Regions from separate parts of the Homo sapiens genome. Here region 2 is linked to region 1. A link is a loop called in an ENCODE intact Hi-C map of the cell type or tissue named here. Cell type or tissue: endothelial cell of umbilical vein. All regions are shown on one strand. Each heading gives the region's core, and the rest is flanking DNA. Links, peaks and the distances in the headings are about the cores only. Region 1 overlaps PEX26 (peroxisomal biogenesis factor 26). Region 2 overlaps USP18 (ubiquitin specific peptidase 18).

Region 1 (5,369 bases), core at 318-5,317:
GGATGAAGAAGGGCTTTCTGCAGGGGCTGGCCTTTCTCTACCCAGAGGCCAAGCAGGCTGCCCTGCACTGTGTCCTTGGTGTTGATGCCCAAAATAGAGAAGGTGCTTGCTAGCTTTTCCTTGGTACATTTTCGGGGGTTGCAAGGCAACAAGTTTTCTTTTGTTTTGTTTGTTTGTTTGTTTGTTTGTTTTTGAGATGGAGTCTCTGTCACCCAGGCTGGAGTGCAGTGGCGTGATCTCAGCTCACTGCAAGCTCCGCCTCCCGGGTTCATGCCATTCTCCTGCCTCAGCCTCCCGAGTAGCTGGGACTACAGGTGCCCACCACCTCGCCTGGCTAATATTTTTGTATTTTTAGTAGAGTCTGGGTTTCACTGTGTTAGCCGGGATGGTCTCGATCTCCTGAACTTGTGATCCACCCACCTAGGCCTCCCAAAGTGCTGGGATTACAGGTGTGAGCCATCGCGCCCGGCCAACTTTTCTTTAGAAAAATGAGTAAAGTAGGTAAACTTCACAGGCCCCTTAGAATTAAATCCTTAGGGCATGGTTCAAGTCTGTAGGAAGCAAATCTATACTTTTTTATATGGGCTTTTAAGTAAAGCTTAGAACCCTGGGGGGAGAAAAGCAGTCAGGTGAGGTTTGAGATTCCTTCTATAGAATGATTTCTTAAAATGAAAATCTGGGCCCACTTAACTACCCTAGATAAAACGCTTCAATGGCTTCCCATGGCTCACTGGATAACATCTAAATTCTTCATGGAATTGAAGGCCCCTATGTGCTGGTTTTGGCTAAGATCTCCCCTTTGATGTGGGTCCCCTGTTGATTATATGTGCGGCCTTCCAGCTGCCCACCATCACAGCTACAGCTCGCTCCCCTTGGCCTCTGTGCCTTGGCTCGCACTGTTCCTACTGAAGGCCTAGCACCTGCTCTTGGCCTGGTGAGCCCCTCCACCTTCCAGGCTTACTCAAAGAATTCTTTCTGCCCCTCCCTGTGTCCCGGGACCTGTTTCATATCGCTTCTGTGGTCGTGACCCCATGGTCTTGTAATTGTGAACTTCTTTGCTGCCCCTTCGAAGCTGGGGAGTGCTTGTTGCAGATGCATCCAAGAGGGGTAATTGCGTATCAACAGTGGATTTGCTGGTTGTTTCTACAGGGTTCTGAAGCATGCAACATAGAACAGATACCTTTAAATTTAGGGGCGCTAAGGAAAGCAGGAACCAGTAATCCTCTTCTGTGGTGGGATGGGAGGGTGGGGGAGAGGGGTGGAATGGAGAGGAAACAGGCTATTGTTGGCCAGCCCTGGGTGGAGGTGGGTGCAAGCAGGACAGATAGTGCCTGGGGGTGGGGGCGGAGGGTTCGCCTCTAGGAAGGGGCTAGAAGGGATGAGGAAATAGTTCATAGCTTCGTGCAGGTGATCCCTATTCTGCGTGTATGTGTTTGCACATGAGTGTTTGTAGACCATAGACCATTAAAAAATACGGAATTCAAAAGTTACAAAAAGGGTATTCTTGGAAAAGAAAGTTGTTTTTTTTTAGTCTTGCTGTGTTGCCCAGGCTGGACCTGAACTCCTGGGCTTGAGCAAGTCTTCCCCTCAGCCTCTGGAGTAGCTGGGCCTACAGTGTGTGCTGCCACACCCAGCTAATACAGTCTTTCTACTCCCGCTCTCTATTCCCCAGTTTCTTGCCCAGAGGCAACCCTTGCCAGTCTGTTTATCCCTCCAGATACAGTCTCTGATAGTAAACTTTTCTTTCTCTTACACAAATGATAGTAGTCACATACACTACACACACTGTGCCACGTTTAAAAAGAAAAAAAACAATTCTCGGCTGGGCGCGGTGGCGCATGCCTGTAATCCCAGCACTTTGGGAGGCCAAGGTGGGTGAATCACCTGAAGTCAGGAGTTCGAGATCAGCATGGCCAACATGGTGAAACCCCATCTCTACTAAAAATACAAAAAAAAAATGAGCCGGGCATGGTGGTGGGTACCTGTAATCCCAGCTACTCAGGAGGCTGAGGCAGGAGAATCACTTGAACCCGGGAGGCAAGGGTTGCAGTGAGCTGAGATCGCGCCATTGCACTCCCACCTGGGCAACAAAGAGTGAAACTTGGTCTCAGAAACGAAACAAAACACAAAAACCTTTCTCAGTCCCAGCATATGTGGAGCAGCCTCATTCTTCATAGCTGTGTGTCATTCCGTTGCGTGATGGGGTCACAGAGCACAGACCTGGTGCCCTTTTCCTTTTTAATATGTGGAAACCCCTCCATGCTTTCCAAAGCCTACAAGTACAGCAGCCCCAAGTTTAGGGTGAGCAGCAGTGGTCAGAGCTCTTTACTATTACTTTTGGGCAAACGCAAGCCAGGCTGGCAACCACCACTGCCGCCGAGGGGAGATACAAGCAGGCCAGTTCACACTCTGGACGTTCAGTTTCTTTCTACATCTAGAAGGTGGCCTCTGCTATCCACTTAAAGCAGCCCAAGGAACTGTCAGAAAGCGAAAGTGATGACATGAACCGCGAGTAGGGCACCTCCCTGTGCCGTCGTCTGCTTTCCTTCCTCCCTCCCAGCCTCCCTGTGCCGTCCTCTGCTTTCCTCCCTCCCAGCACGGAAAAGCCGTGGGGCCGATGGACTTTGGCCTCACATCCACAGATGGGGCCTGTGGGAATTCTACTGATTTACTCTCTGGCCTAGTCAAGCAACCCACCCACGGCCTGGCCAAGGTCGGCCTCACCGCCCTGGCCTAGCACCTTTGGAAACTGAATACATGGAGTGTTAACCAGAAAAATGTCTGGCCCTTTTGCCTCGCTGCCTCTGGAAACCTCAGTGTTTCGGGCTGGTAGGAAGCTACAGGACAGACAGTGGGCACGGTGCCTAGCAGCCTGTCGCGCCCCCGCCCGCCTCTGCATTCCTCCAGCGGTGGTGTACGGATCCAGACATTGTTTGCCACCTCTAGGCCTCTTGATAAAACAGCAAGTATTTTTCTTGTCTTAAAGCAATGCATGTATATTTTAGAAAATATTAATTGCATAGAAGGAAATACAGGACTCGTGATCCCACCACTCAGAAATAATTACTATTAATACGGTTGATTTTCTTTCAGCTTTTTTCCCCCTAATTAATTAACTAATTCTTTTTTTTCCTGCAACTCCTGCTTCACAGACTTTTTTTTTTTTTTTAACTTGGCATGGTGGCTCACACCTATAATCCCAGCACTTTGGGAGGCCAGAGTGGGAGGATTGCTTGAGCCTAGGAGTTCAAAGCTAGCCTGGGCAACCTAGTGGGACCCCATTTCTTTTTTTTGGGGGGGGGGTGGGTTATAAAAGCCCTTTTATAAAGCCAATTTTAAACAAGAAAAAAACAAAAAGTTTACAAAAGAAAAAAAGATACAGAAAAAGAATAACTTGCTTCATATGTCCCAAAAAGAGAAAAAAATAAACGGGACAATGCCAACATGCTCAACAATAAAGGGTTCTTTTTCTTACTTTTTTAATACAAAATACAAGCAAAGGATACACATACTTAAAACAGAGCTCAGGAGCAGACACGCAGTCCTGGGAACCCTTCAATAAGAGCAAAGCAGGAGTTTGTTTTTTCTTTGTGCAGATACATACAGAGACTGGGATATGTAAAAATTAAGTATCACAAAAGACCATCACACGATTCTACCAATGCATGTTGCATCTATAATTCACGAACATGGTCAACAAGATCATGTTCACTTCAACCCCATTTCATTTAAATTAAAGAAAAAAACCTGGCCGGGCGCGGTGGCTCACGCCTGTAATCCCAGCACCTTGGGAAGCCGAGGCAGGTGGATCACGAGGTCAGGAGATCGAGACCATCCTGGCTAACACGGTGAAATCCCATCTCTACTAAAAAAATACAAAAAATTAGCCGGGCGTGGTGGCGGGTGCCTGTAGCCCCAGCTACTCGGGAGGCTGAGGCAGAAGAATGGCGTGAACCCAGGAGGCGGAGCTTGCAGTGAGCCTAGATGGCGCCACTGCACTCCAGCCTGGGGGACAGAGCAAGACTCCGTCTTAAAAAAAAAAAAAACAAAAATAAACCTTTTAAATAAAGTGGTTACATTCTAACTTTAACTTCCTTAGTACCATGCTGCAGGTTTCAGCACTGTTAAGGTATTGCAAGAATGCCCAACCCTCTGGTGTCTGATTGTGTATCTAGCAACATTGCAGTATGAAGAAAAGAGATGCCCCGGGTACGACCCCATTTCTATTAAAAATAAATGTAAACACCCAACCCTCTTGGCAGCCCATGCACTTGAGAACCTGTAGAAAATGGCAGTGTGCAACCAGCATGGCTGCGAGCTCAGCGTCTTCACTAGAGAGAGTGGAGGTGGTTAGGAAAGGGCAGGCGGGAAGGGGCCATGTTGGCCGGACAACTGCAGGTGAAGATGGGATTGTGAAGTACAGTCCAAGGCCCACTCACCAAGGGCTGGATCCAAATATGTGGGGTTGGGATTCTGTGACCTACTTCCAATTTTAATATTGACCTGAGCTCATATTTAGCTCTACATGTTTCCCAGCTCGTATTTTCCAACAGCCCCTTTAAAACTTTTAGCATCCTCTTGTCACTTTTGTACTATCCAAGGTGGGACGGACAGGTGTCAGATAATAGCAGAGACTTGGTGAAGAAATGAAAGCACTTTTGTAGAAGAGTGTCATTTCAGAAAAAAGCCTTTTTTTTTTGAGATGGAGTCTCGCTCTGTCACCCAGGCTGGAATGCAGTGGCGTGATCTCAGCTCACTGCAAGCTCCGCCTCCTGGGTTCACACCATTCTCCTGCCTCAGCCTCCCGAGTGGCTGGGACTATAGGCGCCCGCCACCACGCCTGGCTAATTTTTTGGTATTTTTAGTAGAGACTGGGTTTCACCGTGTTAGCCAGGATGGTCTCGATCTCCTGACCTCGTGATCCGCCTCCCACAGTGCTGGGATTACAGGCGTGAGCCACGGCACCTGGAGAGAAAAAAGCTTCTTTAATGACGACCTCAACATAATTTACATGGAGAAGTTTCTTAGGTGGAAAACCGATTTGTATGGTCCTCAGAATGTAACCTACAGGTTCTTGCCCTCAGAAAAATGCATGCATACTTTTATGTTACAGGCTTATTTTCCAAATGCGGTAGAGGGCCATCCCTTCTTTGGCTTCTTGCCTTGTCTCTGACCCCACTGACTGCCCCTTTTCTGCCTCCATAGCTAGTTTCTTATTTTCCTTTGGCTTTTTTTTTCTTTTCTTTTCTTTTCTTCTTTTTTTTTTTGAGATGGAATCTTGCTCTTGTCACCTAGGCTGGAGTGCAGTGGTGCGATCTCGGCTCACTGCACCCTCCTCTTGGGTTCAAGCCAGCGAGGTAGATATTATC
Region 2 (5,369 bases), core at 232-5,231, 65 kb after region 1:
GTTTTCTCATCTGTCAAATGGAAATATAACAGTAATTAATTCACATGGCTGTGTAAGGATAAATAAGACAGTACATATAAAAGGCTTTCACCTTTTATAAGAAATAGTGCTTCGATGTTACCCATTATTATTATTTTATTTCATCTTATTTATTTATTTAGATACAAGGTCTCATTTGTTGCCCAGGCTGGAGTGTAGTGGCACAATCATAGTTCAGTGCAGCCTCAAACTCCTGGCCTCAAGTGATCCTCCTCCTTCACCCTTCTCAGTATTTGGGGCCACAGGCGTGCACCACTATGACCATCTAAATTTTTTTTTAGAGATGGGGTCTCAGTATGTTGCCCGGGCTAGTCTTGAACTCCTGGGCTCAAGTGATCCTCCCACCTCAGCCTCCCAAACTGCTGGGATTACAGGCCTGAGCCACCATGCCAGGCCTCATCTCTATATCTTTAGGGTTAGTCACTGGCACCTTAATTTGTTCATTTGGTGATGTCATGTTTCTCTGATTGACCTTGATCCTTATGGCTGTGTGTCAATGTCTGTGCATTGACATAGGTACCTAAGCCAGTCTTCATTGCCTGGCTTTGTTTGGGCTCGTCTTTCATCAGGAAACCCATAGGAGATTAGGGAGAGGCTGATTGGTCAGGACCCTAAGCCCATGACTGCTTCAGCTGTTGTAGTGCTGGGGGGTGCTCTAAGCCCAGCATCACTGTGGTTGGAATTCTTTGGCCACTGAGGCTGACACAGCCCTGGGTTATGCCTGAAGGCCATAGCTGCCGAGACTGGCACAGCACTGGGGCACGCCCAAGACCCACAGCTGTGATGGCGTGCTTGCTGCTGCTGAAGTTATTCAGGGCCCAGGGCCACTGTAGTTGTCAGGTAGTGATGTGGGCCAGATCGCCAGTCCCTGTTACTGGGGCTGTGGGTTCTCATCTGGCACTAGGGTGGGGTGAGATCTGCCTGTGGGTACTGGTCTAGTATCAGGGTGATGAGGCTCTGCCCAGTACTGGGTTTTACTGTAGTGAGCCTAGTCCTGGTGACAGGTGACAGCGTGCTGGCAGCCATCACAGCCCTCGCTCGCTCTCGGTGCCTCCTCGGCCTTGGCGCCCACTCTGGCCACGCTTGAGGAGCCCTTCAGCCCACCGCTGCACTGTGGGAGCCCCTTCCTGGGCTGGCCGAGGCTGGAGTGGGCTCCCTTAGCTTGCGGGGAGGTGTGGAGGGAGAGGCAGGGGCGGGAACTGGGGCTGCACGCGGTGCTTGTGGGCCAGCGCGAGTTCCGAGTGGGCGTGGGCTCGGCGGGCCCGCACTCGGAGCGGCCAGCCGGCCGGCCTGCAAGCCCCAGGCAGTAAGGGGCTTAGCACTTGGGCCAGCAGCTGCTGTGCTCGATTTCTCGCCGGGCCTTAGCTGCCTCCTGGCAGGGCAGGGCTCGGGACCTGTAGCCCGCCATGCCTGAGCCTCCCCACCCCGCAGCCATGGGCTCCTGTGCGGACCAAGCCTCCCCGACCAGCGCCGCTCCCGGCTCCACGCCGCCGAGTCCCACCGACCACCCAAGGGCTGAGGAGTGCGGGCGCACGGCGCGGGACTGGCAGGCAGCTCCACCTGCGGCCCAGGTGTGGGATCCACTGGGTGAAGCCAGCTGGGCTCCTGAGTCTGGTGGGGACTTGGAGAATCTTTATGTCTAGCTAAGGGATTGTAAATATACCAATCGGCACTCTGTATCTAGCTCAAGGTTTGTAAACACACCAATCAGCACCCTGTGTCTAGCTCAGGGTTTGTGAATGCACCAGTCGACCCTCTGAATCTAGCTACTCTGGTGGGGACTTGGAGAACCTTTGTGTCCACACTCTGTATCTAGCTAATCTAGTGGGGACGTGGAGACGTTTTGTGTCTAGCTCAGGGATTGTAAACACACCCATCAGCACCCTGTCAAAACGGACCAATCAGCTCTCTGTAAAACAGACCAATTGGCTGTCTATAAAATGGACCAATCAGCAGGATGTGGGTGGGGCCAGATAAGAGAATAAAAGCAGGCTGCCCGAGCCAGCAGTGGCAACCTGGTCAGGTTTCCTTCCATGCTGTGGAAGCTTTGTTGTTTCATTCTTTGCAGTAAGTCTTGCTACTGCTCACTCTTTGGGTCCACACTGCCTTTATGAACTGTAACACTCACCGCGAAGGTCTGTAGCTTCACTCCTGAAGCCAGCAAGACCACAAACCAACCAGGAGGGACTAACAACTCCAGACGCGCTGCCTTAAGAGCTGTAACACTCACCGTGAAGGTCCGCAGCTTCGCTCCTGAAGCCAGCGACACCACGAACCCACCGGGAGGAACGGACATCTCCAGATGCGCCGTATTAGGAGCTGTAACACTCACCGCGAAGGTCTGCAGCTTCACTCCTGAGCTAGCGAGACCACAAACCCACCAGAAGGAAGAAACTCCGAACACATCCGAACATCAGAAGGAATAAACTGCGGACATGCCCCCTTTAAGAACTGTAACACTCACTGCGAGGGTCCACGGCTTCATTCTTGAAGTCAGTGAGACCAAGCACCCACCAATTCCGGACACACTGGGTTCCAAGGCGAAGTACTCCACTTACCTCTTCTTCCCCCAAGCAAACAGTGTCTCTCTTCACACAGCTGTGCTGGGTTGGGGGAGGGTACACGGGTACCCCTATGGCCACTGAGGCTGAGACAATATTGAGTCACACCCCCAGAATTCATGCCATGAGACCAGCCCAGCACCAGGATGTGCCTAAGGCCGACAGGTAGCTACAGCCTGCCTGCAGCTAAGGTTTATCTGACTGCTGCAGCTGGCCGGCAGTGTTGCGGGCCAGAACACGAGGCTGTTCTGCCAGGGCCGCAGGTCCCCTTGGGTGTTGGGCGGGTTGAGAGGCTTCCCCTGTATGCCAGCCTGGCATCAGGGGCTGAGAGTTCTTGCTTAGTGCTGGCTTTTTACTGAAGTGGGCCTGGTCCTGGGTTGTAAAGCAAAGTCCTATGCGCGCTTCCCTGTCCTTTCCCAAGAGGGCGCTCCCGGTTAGGATTTGGCAGTCGGCTCTGAGGATGAATGGAAACGCCTGGGACCCAGGTTAGGGGATGTGTAGCCTAGCTGTCATTTCCAGCCTAGAGCTCTATGAGTCAGTCTCCCCAAACATTTATCTCCCTCTAAGACCTGCTCTTTGGCATCAGAACGGATTACATGAATACACATTCCTCCTTCTCTAATTCTTGCCTACCCGCATTGTATTTTCACAGAGATTCCATCGTGCCTGGCTCACATAAGCGCTTCCTGGAAGTGAAGTCGTGCTGTCCTGAACGCGGGCCAGGCAGCTGCGGCCTGGGGGTTTTGGAGTGATCACGAATGAGCAAGGCGTTTGGGCTCCTGAGGCAAATCTGTCAGTCCATCCTGGCTGAGTCCTCGCAGTCCCCGGCAGATCTTGAAGAAAAGAAGGAAGAAGACAGCAACATGAAGAGAGAGCAGCCCAGAGAGCGTCCCAGGGCCTGGGACTACCCTCATGGTCATTAGACCCCTCCCGTTTTCCTCTTCTTGACTGCATGTAAATGTTCGGCTCACCCCCTCCGCTCTGAAGCCGCAGAGCTTTGTATTCGACGGCTCATGCTTTCCTGTGCCTGAGTTTCTGCATCTTTTAGATGGGGATACAGCCTGGGCCATAGTGAAACCCTATCTGTAAAAAACAAAAACAAGGTCGGGCGCGGTGGCTCATGCCTGTAATCCCAGCAGTTTGGGAGGCCGTGGCAAGTGGATCATGAGGTCGGGAGTTTAAGACCAGCCTGGCCAAAATGGTGAAACCCCGTCTCTACTAAAAATACAAAAATTAGCTGGGCGCAGTGGCAGGTGCCTGTAATCCCAGCTACTTAGGTGGCTGAGGCAGGAGAATTGCTTGAACCTGGGCGGCAGAGGTTGCAGTGAGCTGAGATCACGCCACTGCACTCCAGCCTGGGTGACAGAGTGAGACTCTGTCTCAAACAAACAAACAAACAAATGGGGGTAATAATAGTACCAAGCACATAGGGTTGTTGGGAGGATTAAATGGGGTCATCTGTGGAAACTGCTTTAAGCCAGTGCTGGGATTCTAGAGGCACTTAGCATTAGTTCCCATCTTTACTGCTACCTTTGTATGGGTCTGTCTGGAAGCAATGTGCTCCTGATAGTCTGGGAGTAGAAATCTGTGCTCACCTGTGACCCCAGGTTGTTACTTTCTTACTGTCCTATCTTGTAAGCCAAAGCCCTTTCCCCAAGAATCCTGAGATTAGTGGTACTTCCCTTGTGGGGTCTGCTGAGCCTAAGGTTGGGTTGGAAAAGAGGAGGTTGGTTGCTAGGGGTCAGACAAATGTTATCTTTTGTTTTTCTCGTATTCTTATAAGTTCCTTCTGCCTTTCAGCCTCTCAGGGTGACACTGGATTAGGTGAATCTTCCCCAAAGTAACCTTCTGATTTATTTCCTGCCTCCCTGTAGTGGGAACTGGGCAGAGACCTCTCCGCTGGACTCCAACATAGACATACTGGGGAGTCCCTCTTATCCCTGAGCCCCACAGATGCACATTTGGACTTAGCTCCGTGGAGAACGATTTGAATGAAAGGAAGCCATATTCTCAGTTATGCTTTCTCTAATGTTTTTTTTTCTCTCCCAACAATTGCTCATACTACTCATTTGGCAGTGAGTAATATATACTTTTGGTGACATCTCACTTTTCCTAATGGACTATATTAAAACTTTTCTTGTTATCGAACTTTTTGTGTGTGTGTGTGTGAGATGGAGTTTTGCTTTGTCGCCTAGGCTGGAGTGCAGTGGCACGATCTTGGCTCACTGCAACATCTGCCTGCCAGGTTCAAGCAGTTCTCCTTCCTCAGCCTCCCGAGTAGCTGGGATTACAGGCATGCACCACCACACCCGGCTAATTTTTGTATTTTTAGTAAATATGAGGTTTTACCATGTAGGCCAGGCTGGTATTGAACTCCTGACCTCAGGTGGTCTTCCCGCCTCGGCCTCCCAAAGTGCTGGGATTACAGGTGTGAGCCACTGTGCTTGGCCCTTGTGATAGAGCTTTTTAAAGATTCATGTTTGATATCTTCTCTCCGATTTGTTTGCAAGCTGAATGAACACTTCGTACTTGAGAGACTTTACAGGACTTCATGTCCTTAGTAGCTTTAAGAAAAACATTAGATTTTTGTCAACTTTTTTTTTTTTTTTGAGACAGAATTCCACTCTTGTTGCCCAGGCTGGAGTGCAGTGGCATGATCTTGGCTCACTGCAACCTCTGCCTCCTGGGTTCAAGCAATTCTCCTGCCTCAGCCTCCCAAGGAGCTGGGACTACAGGCACCTGTCATGACACCTGGCTGATTTTTGGATT

Evidence for each region. Hi-C counts contacts between places; a loop is a spot of excess contacts. Peaks named below come from ENCODE experiments on the same cell type or tissue, not always from the same donor. Only the 100,000 strongest peaks of a DNase experiment are listed, where the experiment ranks them.
Region 2: it touches region 1 in a loop (4-fold over the local background); 12 of 110 quality-filtered maps call a loop at or near these places.

What each region holds. Positions count from the first base shown.
Region 1 is chr22:18,089,531-18,094,899 of GRCh38, forward strand. PEX26 (peroxisomal biogenesis factor 26) reads left to right here. Exons shown (of 5, transcript NM_001127649.3): 5 at 1-5,369. Among named protein-coding and RNA genes, the nearest start is that of PEX26, 14 kb to the left of the region's middle. RefSeq lists enhancers at 2,163-2,222, 2,243-2,452. In endothelial cell of umbilical vein, for the core only: a CTCF peak has its summit at 2,886; a DNase peak (open chromatin) is centred at 2,891; H3K4me3 peaks cover 574 bases; H3K27ac peaks cover 1,410 bases.
Region 2 is chr22:18,154,306-18,159,674 of GRCh38, forward strand. USP18 (ubiquitin specific peptidase 18) reads left to right here. Exons shown (of 11, transcript NM_017414.4): 2 at 3,253-3,515. The coding sequence starts at 3,359. Among named protein-coding and RNA genes, the nearest start is that of USP18, 6.8 kb to the left of the region's middle. RefSeq lists an enhancer at 1,017-1,518. In endothelial cell of umbilical vein, for the core only: a CTCF peak has its summit at 3,019; a DNase peak (open chromatin) is centred at 3,156; H3K27ac peaks cover 1,176 bases.